Linked DNA regions of Homo sapiens: region 1 is linked to region 2. The links are chromatin contacts, found by Hi-C or POLR2A ChIA-PET in ENCODE. All regions are on one chromosome and are shown on one strand. The core of a region is the stretch at or near the end of the contact, and the rest is flanking DNA. Distances in the headings are between cores, read along the strand shown.

Evidence for each region. Hi-C counts contacts between places; a loop is a spot of excess contacts on that map. ChIA-PET counts read pairs that join two places held with the same protein, here RNA polymerase II (POLR2A). Pooled maps may share reads with other maps.
Region 1: a loop to region 2 is called in a pooled map, with 3 times the contacts of the local background. The contact joins the promoter of BMP8B here to the promoter of PPT1 in region 2. A Hi-C loop is called at or near these places in 5 of 50 pooled maps. POLR2A ChIA-PET finds 5 or more read pairs at or near these places in 2 of 52 experiments (activated naive CD8-positive, alpha-beta T cell and naive thymus-derived CD4-positive, alpha-beta T cell).

What each region holds. Positions count from the first base shown.
Region 1 is chr1:39,787,386-39,794,501 of GRCh38, forward strand. It overlaps BMP8B (bone morphogenetic protein 8b), which reads right to left and starts at 1,480. Exons shown (of 7, transcript NM_001720.5): 1 at 767-1,480. The coding sequence starts at 1,100. It overlaps LOC101929536 (a long non-coding RNA gene), which reads left to right and starts at 1,591. Exons shown (of 1, transcript NR_135805.1): 1 at 1,591-2,786. RefSeq lists a silencer at 1,432-2,031 and an enhancer at 1,586-2,087.
Region 2 is chr1:40,095,369-40,099,106 of GRCh38, forward strand. It overlaps PPT1 (palmitoyl-protein thioesterase 1), which reads right to left and starts at 1,884. Exons shown (of 9, transcript NM_000310.4): 1 at 1,747-1,884. The coding sequence starts at 1,870. RefSeq lists an enhancer at 1,619-1,748.

The DNA of each region.
Region 1 (7,116 bases), core at 230-2,729, 310 kb before region 2:
TAGACCAAAGAGTTTAGTACTGGAAAAAAAATCTCTGAGATCTTAGGGAATAAATAGCTCCAGGGTTTGATACAAGATATTTGCAGACAGGAAAAGCCGGGCTTTGCCTGGGAGAACAAAGTGGGTCCAGCTGCCCACTGGACCATTCCACAGGACTGGACACTCACCCCATACCAGATCACATCCCAGGTGTTGGGCCCAGGGTGACAAGGCAACAGTCCCTGCCCCAGCGAGCTGAGTTTGCTCCTTCCCCAGCCGCCCCCCTGACAGCCGCACCCCACCCAGGCTCCGCACAGAGAAGAGCCTGCTGTGGACTCAGGGCACGCGACTCAGCTCTGGTCACTCCGATGTGACCACAGGTTTCCACGCTGAACTTTGTCCCTCTCCTCAGTACTGCCCTTATCACAGTGACAGCATCCCGGCCTCTGTTTACTCACCTGTCTCCCCAGGACCAGGCTGTCTTCCCGGGGCAGCCCAGGTGGGCAAAGACATCACCTGATTCTTACTCCTGGGTGTGTTTGGGGCAGGGTGAAGGCAGCGCCTGGGAGTCCACAGTCCCCCACACTCTGCTCCTGACCACCCCGCAGCCCAGGGGGCCCCCATGACCCTTAGACCTTCCCTAACCACGGCGGTCCCACTCCCCTGTGGTTCGCGTCCACCGTCTGTGACTCCCCGTTCGGCCAGGGCCCGGCACAGCCCGCGGATGCGCGCCCCTCCCCTGCAGCCAGCTTACTCCGAGGGTCCCCGCGCGGGCGGCCGCACTCACCCATGTTAACGAAGCTCATGACCAGGTCGGCGCGGCCCAGGCGCCGCTCCGCGGGCGCGCCGTCCTCGTCGTCGTCGCCGGCCATGGCGTGGTACAGGTCCAGCATGAAGAGCGGCGCGGACGCGGGCAGCCGGGAGGCGGCGGGTGGCGCGCGGGGCCGGGGCCGCCCAGGCAGCCCGAGCACCGCCAGGATCTCGCGCTGCACGTCCCGGCGCTCGCGCGCGCCCAGACGTCGCTGGGGACAGCCGGGCGGGGGTCGCAGGCCGGGGCCGCCCCCGCCCAGCGCGCATAGCGCCAGGCCCAGGAGCCAGAGCGGGCCGGGGAGCGCGGTCATGGCAGGCCGGGGGCGCTCAGCTGGGGCGCTCAGCGGGCGCGCATCGGCTCCGCGGCCGACCCAGGGCCTGGGGACGCCCCGACGGCAAGGAGGCTGGGCTCGGCGGGCGGCGGGCGGCGGGGCGGGGCGGGACGGGCGGCGACCGCGGCCTCAGCGCGGTCCCTGGAGCGCCCGCCGCGCGACACCTGTCCTGGCTCCTGGACGAGAGGACGCGGACGCCACCGCCTCGAGGCCGGGGCTACTCTGCGGACTGGGACTCTCGGCCAATCCGTCTGTCGCCGCCGTACCCGCCAGTCCGGCTGTGGCCGCGGTCCGAGCAGCGCAGGGGCGATGGGCGAGCTCCTGCAGCCACCCGCTTGGTGCGGTTCCCGCGAGTCCCTGCCCTGCCCTGCCCAGCGGTCCGCGTCGCCCGCCCCCACCCCGGGACTGACCAATGGGGGGGCGGGGGCGGGGCCTGGGAGCGGGGGCCACGCCTGCGAGGGGGCCCGGGGCTGCGGCCGGTGTCGCGGGTGGGGAGACCCCGAGGTGCTACCTGGGCGTGGCGGGTGGGCAGGCGGCCCGGGCGAGGGGCTCGCAGCCTGGGCGTCAGCGTGGTCATGGCCGTCGTGGCTTCCGCCGCGGGCCTCGGCGCAGAGATCCTAGGGCCGCGGCGCCCTTCCGGTCCCGCCAGTGGTGCCACCCGGCCGCCCCGCCGTCGCGTGCGCGGGTCGCCATGGCATGCTGCAGGCGCCTCCTTCCCGGCACCTGCTCAGCTGCTCCTCCCCGCGCCCCCACCTGGCTCCCGCGTGAGCCTGGGCAGCGCCCCAGGCAGGCCGCCCCCGCCAGCCCTCGCTGCGCGGCGTGCGCCCCCTGCGCCCCCAGTACTGATCCAGCTTCGCGGGGGAGACGCGCACCCGCCTCCTGCCTTTAGCCGGGCCAGGAGCTCTGGGGCCCTTCTGGAGCACCCGGGAGCCACCTGTGCACTTCTCAGTCGCCACGGCCCCGGTGCAGGCCTGGCAGGAGAAGGATCCCCGCGGAAATGCCTCTACTAACTCAGCCCCTTTCTGCACTCTCTGCTCTTCTCTGGGCGCGCTCTCGCCTTACTTATTCCTGTGTGGTTCAGGCGCTGCGGAAGGAGAAGGCACCTAGACTGTACTGGGAAGGCTCCTGGAGTTGACCTGGAGCGCCAGGAAAGGTCAGTGGAGGAAAGTGCTCCAAGCAGAGGGAAGAGCTTGTGCCAAGGCCCTGAGACCCCGGCGGGGGAGCCTAATAATGGCAGGTAACAGTCAGCACTTGCCACGCGCGAGGCATGTTCTCAGTGTGTGTCTTGTGTCATTTCTGTGATGCTTGCACATCGTCAGGGGGTACCTACCACTGGAACCTCCTCTTTTAACAAATGAGGAAACTGAGGCACACAGCGGTTAAGGGACTTACGCTAGGTCACACAGCAGTAGAGCTGGGCTGGGGCAGGGGGCAGCTCCTCAAGTGGAACCTGGAGAGCCCACGGGGCAAATGGCGGAGGCTGGAGGGGCTGGCAAGGGAGGGACTGCAAAGGGCCTCACAGGGGCTAGACGAGGGCCCTGGGCACCAGTGATTATGGTGCCCCCCCATGTGGATTGAAGATTAAACCTCGAAGCAAGTGTATAATGCCCCCAAAAATCACATTTAGAAGTCATCACTTCAATAAAAATTTCTATATTAAATAAATTATTAATGTAAATGGTCATTTGCTGGCTCCTTAAGCACATGCCTAGTCTGTCTTTTACCGAAGAAGTAAATTTCTGCAAGGGTAAATAATAAAATGAAATAAAATAAATATTATTATTACACTATTCAGAGCACTAAAAGAACTACTTTTTCCTGATTACAGAGGTAACTTGCTTTTGTAGAAACTTTTGAAAATAGTTTCATAATCACTTTTGCACATCATCAGGGGGTACATACCATTGGAACCTCCTCTTTTAACAAATGAGGAAACTGAGGCACACAGCGATTAAGGAACTTATGCCAGGTCAGTACAGAAAAGTAAAAATATTACCCCCAACAAATTTTAAAATCACCCAAATCCCTGTTTCCAGAGATAATCACTGGTAATATTTGATGTCTCTTTTTCTTACATGTATGTGTATTTTTTCATACAAAAAACAGGATCTTATTTGCTTTATTAGCTTCACGTTATATTGCAGTATTTCACTATGCCATTAATTATTGCACACTTTTTTTACTGGCTTCGTGGTATTTTTTCATCATATTGTTATCATAATTTTTTTAATCAAGCTTATGTTATGGGATAATTATATTTTTATATTATATACTATGTTGTTATGAACAATCTTGTAGAATAATCTGTGCACATCCATGGTGATTTCTTTAGGATGAATTTCTAGAGATGGATTTTTTTTTTTTTTTTTTGAGATGGAGTCTTGCTCTGTCACCCAGGCTGGAGTGCAATGGTATGATCTTGGCTCACTGCAGCCTCCGCCTCAAGTGGTCTTTGTGCCTCAGCCCCCTGAGCAGCTGGGATTACAGGCGTGCACCACCATGCCTGGCTAATTTTTGTATTTTTAGTATACACAGGGTTTTGCCATGTTGGACAGGCTAGTCTTGAACTCCTGGGCTCAGGTGATCTGCCCACCCCAGCTTCCCAAAGTGCTGGGATTACAGGCGTCTAGAGATGGAATATTTGAATCAAAGAGCATATACACTTTTTATGGTTTTTGATACATATTATCTGTTGCCCCAATAGCACGAGGGTGCTTATTTTCTATCACCCTTACCAACACTAGATATAACTGTTAAATACATAAATAAATCAATCTCTGCTGGTTTGATAGATGAAAACCTCTCTGCTGTTGTAACTTGCATGTGGAGGGTTACTACACACTGCTCTCTTGTTTTTGAAACCCTGTCCTCCCCTGGCTTCAAGGACGCCTGCTCCCTTGCTGACCACTCCTCCCTGCCCACTTCTAAAACATGGATGTCTGCTGGGTCTGTCCACAGTCCTGTTCTCCCCTTAGACTTGACCTGGTGATGAGCTCATCCACTGAGGCTTCAGTGCCGCCATACAGTCACACCCAACTCCAAATATATTAGTAGGGCAGGCCTTCCTGCTAGATGCCAGAAGCTACATCCAATGACCGATAAGACATGACCAGAGCCAGAAGCCAAAACCCTGGCGCAGACACACGTCCCTCCCTCCCAAGGGCAGTTCAGTCTATTGATTCTACCTTCAAATGCCTCTTGAATCCCTGAGCCTGTGCACGCCCCTTTGCACTCAGGTGTTTCATGGAGCACCTCCTCCCCACTGGTCTCCTTATGTCTCATCTCACTACCCACCCCACCCAGCCCTCACTCATTCCGCAGAATGCATATTTCCAAATGAAAATCTGAATCCTTCCATGGCCTTTCATTGCTTACAGCAGAATTTCCCCAGGTGAGGATTCTGAGGGCTTTCCTGCAAAAGGGGTTCAGTACACACTGCGCTATATATTTCCCCCTTGGTAGAGCCCTCATGCACTTAGCACTTTGTAAGCTCTAGAAATCCTGCAGTAAAAATAAATAAATAAGTAAATTAAATAAATAAATAAATAAAAACCTGTTTAGCCTTAACTTGGCTTCTTCCAAATGCATGTGACTATAGCTTTTTAGTTTTTTGAGGACCACATCTTGGGGACCAGCAAGGCACAAGGTGATAAGCGCCCAGGACCCAGTGGTCTGGCATCATCACCTGGCCCCTGCTGCTGACCCATCTCCACAGTTTTTTTGTTTTGTTTTGTTTTTGTTTTTGAGACGGAGTCTTGCTCTGTCGCCCAGGCTACAGTGCAGTGGCGCAGTCTCGGCTCACTGCAAGCTCCACCTCCCGGGTTCACGCCATTCTCCTGCCTCAGCCTCCCTAGTAGCTGGGACTACAGGCGCCCGCCACCACGCCTGGCTAATATATTTTTTTTTTTTTTTGCATTTTTAGTAGAGACAGGGTTTCACTGTGTTAGCCAGGATGGTCTCAATCTCCTGACCTCATGATCCGCCCGCCTTGGCCTCCCAAAGTGCTGGGATTACAGGTGTGAGCCACCGCGCCTGGCCAATCTCCACAGTCTTATCTGGCTGCTAACCCCATATACTTGGCTGCAGTCCCATGGGAATACTTGTGGTCCTCCTACCTGTCCTCCTGTTGACACTTCTGTTCACCTGAACATGTGGTTTCCTGTACCAAGAAGGGAAACCCCTTTCCCTGTCTGGTCAGGTGTTACCTCCCTTTAAGATGCAGTTGAAGTAACACCTCCTTTTCCTGATGCCCTCTTCACCTTCATGAGCAGAGCCATTTCTTCCTTCCTCACTCTCTCAACCACTCCTTTTACAAAATAAAAGGGCATGTATTCACATGTTTGTTCCCTGCACTAGGCTGAGAGCTTCTGCAGGCAGGGACCATCATCTTAATTTACCTTTGGATCCCAGTGCGAGGCTTGCATTTAGGGTTTCAGTAAGTATGTGTGAAACAGAGTAGCCTCTGTTTCTCTGAAATAGCCTCTGAAAACAAGAGTCTCTCAACAGCTTCAAGGAACGGATCTCGCAACCTTCATGAACTCAGTAAGAAGTGCTTCCATTGAGAAGTGCTCATTATTTCACGGGGATGAAGAACAGAAGCACCAAGCTGTGTTAAAGTGAGGAGTCAGTGGCCAGTGGGGCTCACTCTCTTCGCTGTGTGACCGGCTCTCTTGTACATCAGCAACAAATGCAAATCCATGAATCTTCATGACTGAAACCATAAGGTTAAATTCATGACTGCTAATACCTACTGCATATAGAAAATGAAAAGAAACAATTTTAAAAAGCAGAGAAAAGCTTTCCATAAGAAAGATGCTACAGGAAAGCCTGAGCGCAGTGGCTAATGCCTGTACTCCCAGCACTTTGGGAGGCTGAGGCGGGCAATTCACCTGAGGGCAGGAGTTCGAAACCAGCCTGGCCAACATGGTGAAACCCCGTATCTACTAAAAATACAAAAACTAGCTGGGCATGGTGGTGGTGCCTGTAATCCCAGATACTTGGAAGGCTGAGCCAGGAGAATTGCTTGAACCCGGAAGGCGGAGGTTGCAGTGAGCCGAGATCGTGCCTCTGCACTCCAGCCTGAGTGACAGAGTGAGACTCTGTCTCAAAAAAAAAAAAGGAAGGAAGGAAGGGAGGAAGGAAGGAAGGGAGGAGGGGAGGGAGGGAGGGAGGGACAAGAAAAGAAAAGAAGGAAGGAAAGAAAGAGAAACATGCTACAGGAATGGAGATTATCTCATGTTAACAGCGACACATTTAACCTTTGCATTTGTGATCTGAGGACCTTTTAATTATATTACAGGATCCTATAGTGAGGTCCTAGGTCATGCCTGTCAGCTCCAGAGGCCACCATGAGGTTGGTGCATCGTAACACCTCATTAAATGACTGCTGAGGGCCCAAAGGGTGTCTCACTTGCCTTTCTGGCTGGGTGCTGCTGGGAAAACTCCAGTTCATCATGTTCCCAGGGTGTGCTTACACGTCATAAAGAAACAAATAAACATAACAAGGCAGTCCTGTCTTCATGGGGGAGTCTTTAGTCAATGGGTCAGGTCACCTTCTGTTAGTAGACTAAATGCTTCAATTAAAAGCCAGGGCCGGGCGCGGTGGCTCACGCCTGTAATCCCAGCACTTTGGGAGGCCGAGGTGCGCGGATCACGAGGTCAGGAGATCGAGACCATCCTGACTAACATGGTGAAACCCCGTCTCTACTTAAAGTACAAAAAATTAGCCGGGCGTGGTGGTGGGTGCCTATAGTCCCAGCTACTCAGGAGGCTGAGGCAGGAGAATGGCGTGAACCCGGGAGGCGGAGCTTACAGTGAGCCAAGATCTGGCCACTGCACTCCAGCCTGGGCGACAGAGCGAGACTCCGTCTCAAAAAAAAAAAAAAGTCAGAAGACGGGCCAGGCATGGTGGCTCACTCCTGTAATCTCAGCACTTTGGGAGGCCACGGGGGGGAGCAGATCACCGGAAGTCAAGAGTTCGAGACCAGCCTGAAAC
Region 2 (3,738 bases), core at 634-3,133:
CCTAGCCTTTAACTACTAGCTGTATGCCGAAGACTCCCTACTTAAATCTCCAACCCGTATCTCTGTCCTAGACTCCACACTCCAAATGCCTCTACAACATCTCCTGGGTGTCTCATGAGGATCTCAAGTTTAGTAAGCCCAAAAGCAGACTCTTGATCTTTCCCCCACCCTAAGTCAGCTTGTCCTACAGGCTTCCCCATCTTGGTAAAATGAAAACTTCACCCTTCCAATTGTTCAGGCCAAAACCTGTGGAGTCATCTTTGGCTCCTTTCTTTCTCTCTTATTCCAAGTCTGATCTGTTAGCAATCCACCTTCAAAATCTATCCAAACTTTGACCACTTCTCAACACCTCTACTGTTACTCTACAGTTCCAAGTCATCATCTCTTGTTTAAATTATTGCAATAGTTTCCTAACCTGTCTCCCTGTGACCATCCATGACGCCCTACGATCTATTCTTAATACAGCAACTAAAGTGATTCTTTAAAAATGTGTCAGATCATGTCACTCATCTGCTCAAAAAGTTCCCCATGACACTCTAGCCAAAGTCCCTGCATTAGTCTTACTAGGCCCAATAACTTCTGTACCTGCCCCTCCCTTCCAAACTAAACTCCTAACTTCTTCCCCTTGCTTACTCATTTCCAGCCACGCTGATCTGAATGCTGTCCCTTGAACACACCAGACATACTTCCACATCAGGGCTTTCCCATTTACTGTTCCTTCTACCAGACAGCCAAATGGCAACTGTCCTCATCTACCTCAGTTTTGTACTCAGATGTCACTTTTTCAATGAATTCTTTCCCAACTTTGCTTTATTAAAAGTGCAAGCCCCCACCTCCAGTTTTTATCCTACACCCTACTATATTTTTCTCTGTTGCACATATCACCATTTGATATGTTATGTTTTACTTGTTAATTTCTTTATAATCTGCTTCTCCTACTGGAGAGTAGGTTCCAAAAGAACAAAGAATTTAGTCTGTTTAGTTCCCTACTGTATCCTCAGCACCTAGTAGGTGCTCAATAACTGTGTTAAATGAATATAGGTTGAGCATCCTAATCTGAAAATGGGAAACCCAAAATCTGAAAGTTTTTCAGCGCAGACATGATGCCACAAGTGGAAAATTCCACACCTGACCTCATGTGATGGGTTGCACAAAATTATTTAAAATATTGCATAAAATTACCTTCCAGCTATGTGTATAAGGTGTATATGAAAAATAAATAAATTTCCTGTTTACACTTGGGTCCCACCCCCCAGATCTCTTGTATATATGCAAATATTAAAAAAAAAAAAATCCGAAATGCTTCCCAGTCCCAAGCATTTCAGATAAGGGTTACTCAATTTGTAAATGAACTGTAGGTGCCTAACAAATCTCTGTTCAATGTGTGAAGGAATAAATAAAAGGGTAGATGCGCCAGTCATATAGCCAGCCGCAGCTCACCTAGCCTGACCAAGTGAGAGATGCTGCATCCTGACGCCACTACTGTAAGGATTAATCAAGGACAGCATGTAAAACTTCAACGCCGTGCGCGGCTCTCTCTTTCCTTCCCCTTCTCTCTTTCCAGTGAAGGGGACGGCTCCTTCCCCTTCTCTCTTTCCAATGCAGATCCTTCAAATCCTAAAATGTCGAGGCAGCCGCGTGCTGTGGGACCACGTCCTCGCCCTCTACACCCGCATTTTGCAGATGCGAACCCAGGCTAGGAAGAGAGAGAATCGCCAAACCCTTTTAAATTTCTCACTCACTCACCCATCCCATGCCAGATCACCAACGGCAGCGGCGCCGGCGGGTCCAGATGCTGCAGCGCCCGAGAAGCGCAGGTCCATGGCAGGAGAGCCACAGCCAAGAGCCACAGGCAGCCGGGCGACGCCATCTTCGCTGTGTCACATGACCGCGGGCGCGAGACTCCGGGAACCGCGCTCCGCCCGCCTGGGCGTGGCGCCGCCGGTTGCAGATCGCAACCTGCGCATCCCGAACGGATGCCCAGCCTGATGGGCGTCGGCCCTACCCTGGAGCTTTCAGCGCGACAGGTCCCCCGCCAGACCCCGCTGGCCGAGTGGGGCTCTGCGCTCTCGTAGACCGCCCTCTGCGGTGAATCAAAATAATTGCTAACATATATTCAGTGCTGATCAGATGCTATCAGGCACTATTCTTACAACCTTTAACTAATTCACTCTTCATAACAATGCTGTATGCACTTCTCCCCCTGACAGGTGAGGACACTGAGGCACTGCGAATTGGCACTGAGTAAGGTGCCCAAGGTCACAGAGATAGCAAATTGGTGGTTCCAAAGTCGTTGCTCTTCACCACTGCCCTGTACTGCCTTTGCAAGAAACATGCACAGAGGAAGGAAGAAAGAAGGAGGGACGGTTTCCAGCCAGGACCAATCATGGCAGGGTGTGGGGTTTGTTCTGGATATTGAAGGAGAGGTAGGATTTCAACAAGCAAAGATGAAATTCAGAAGGACTGAGATGAGCTAAGGTAGAGAGGAGAAAGACAACTGTGTTTTCTAGAAATGTCGGGACTTCAAGACGGACGAAAGCATATGTTGGATGCATAAGAGTGAGGGGGAAACCCATGGCCACTAACTGGCCTAATCTCAGCTGGATTATTTCAAGGGTCTCTCATCAACCATTTCCTTTTCCATTCTCTCCTCTTTAATTCATTTTATGCTCTATTGCCACATTCATCCCTCAATCCACCTTCATAATATCAGTTCCCTGCTCAAGTTTTTTTTCAACAAAACATCAAAAAATAGTTTAAATAATTTATAAAGAAATTAGAGTGTATCCACTATACAATGGAATAATATGAGGCCAGTTTTATAAAAAATGAGTATAGGGCCGGGCGCGGTGGCTCACTCCTGTAATCCCAGCACTTTGGGAGGCTGAGGTGGGCAGATCATCTAAGGTAGCGAGTTCGAGACCAGCCTGACCAACATGGAGAAATCCCGTCTCTACTAAAATTACAAAATTAGCCGGGTGTGGTGGCGCATACTTGTAATCCCAGCTACTCAGGAGGCTGAGGCAGGAGAATCTCTTGAACCCGGGAGGCAGAGGTTGCGGTAAGCTGAGATCATACCATTGTACTCCAGCCTGGGCAACAAGAGCAAAACTCTGTCTCAAAAAATAAGAATAAAAAATAAATAAAAAGAGAGTACAGCCCAGGCAGCATAGCAAGACCCCATCTCTACAAAAAAAAAATTTTTTTTTAATTAGCCAGGGGTGGTGGTATGTGCCTGTAATCCTAGCTACTGGGGAGGCTAAGGTGGGAGGATCACTTGAGCCCAGGAGTTCAAGGCTGCATTGAGCTATGATCTCGCCATTGCACTGAGCTATGATCTCGCTGTTGCCCTGGGCAACAGTGAGACCCTGTCTCTCTCAAAAAAGAAAAATGAGGTAAATTTACATAAAGTGACATGAAAAATGCCCTTAATATGTTGTAAAAGAAAAGTCGATTACAAACCCACGGTCTGTAATCTCTTCTATTCCATGCCATTGGGACTAGAGGTAAGTTGTTAGTTGAAAAGTCGATTAAAATGCAGAATCCACTGGGCGCACTTTGGGAGGCTGAGGCAGGTGGATCACCTGAGGTTGGGAGTTTGAGACCAGCCTGGCCAACATGATGAAACCCCATCTCTACTAAAAATACAAAAAATTAGCCGGGCATGGTGGTGGGTGCCTGTAATCCCAGCTACTCAGGAGGCTGAGACAGGAGAATCACTTGAACCCAGGAGGCAGA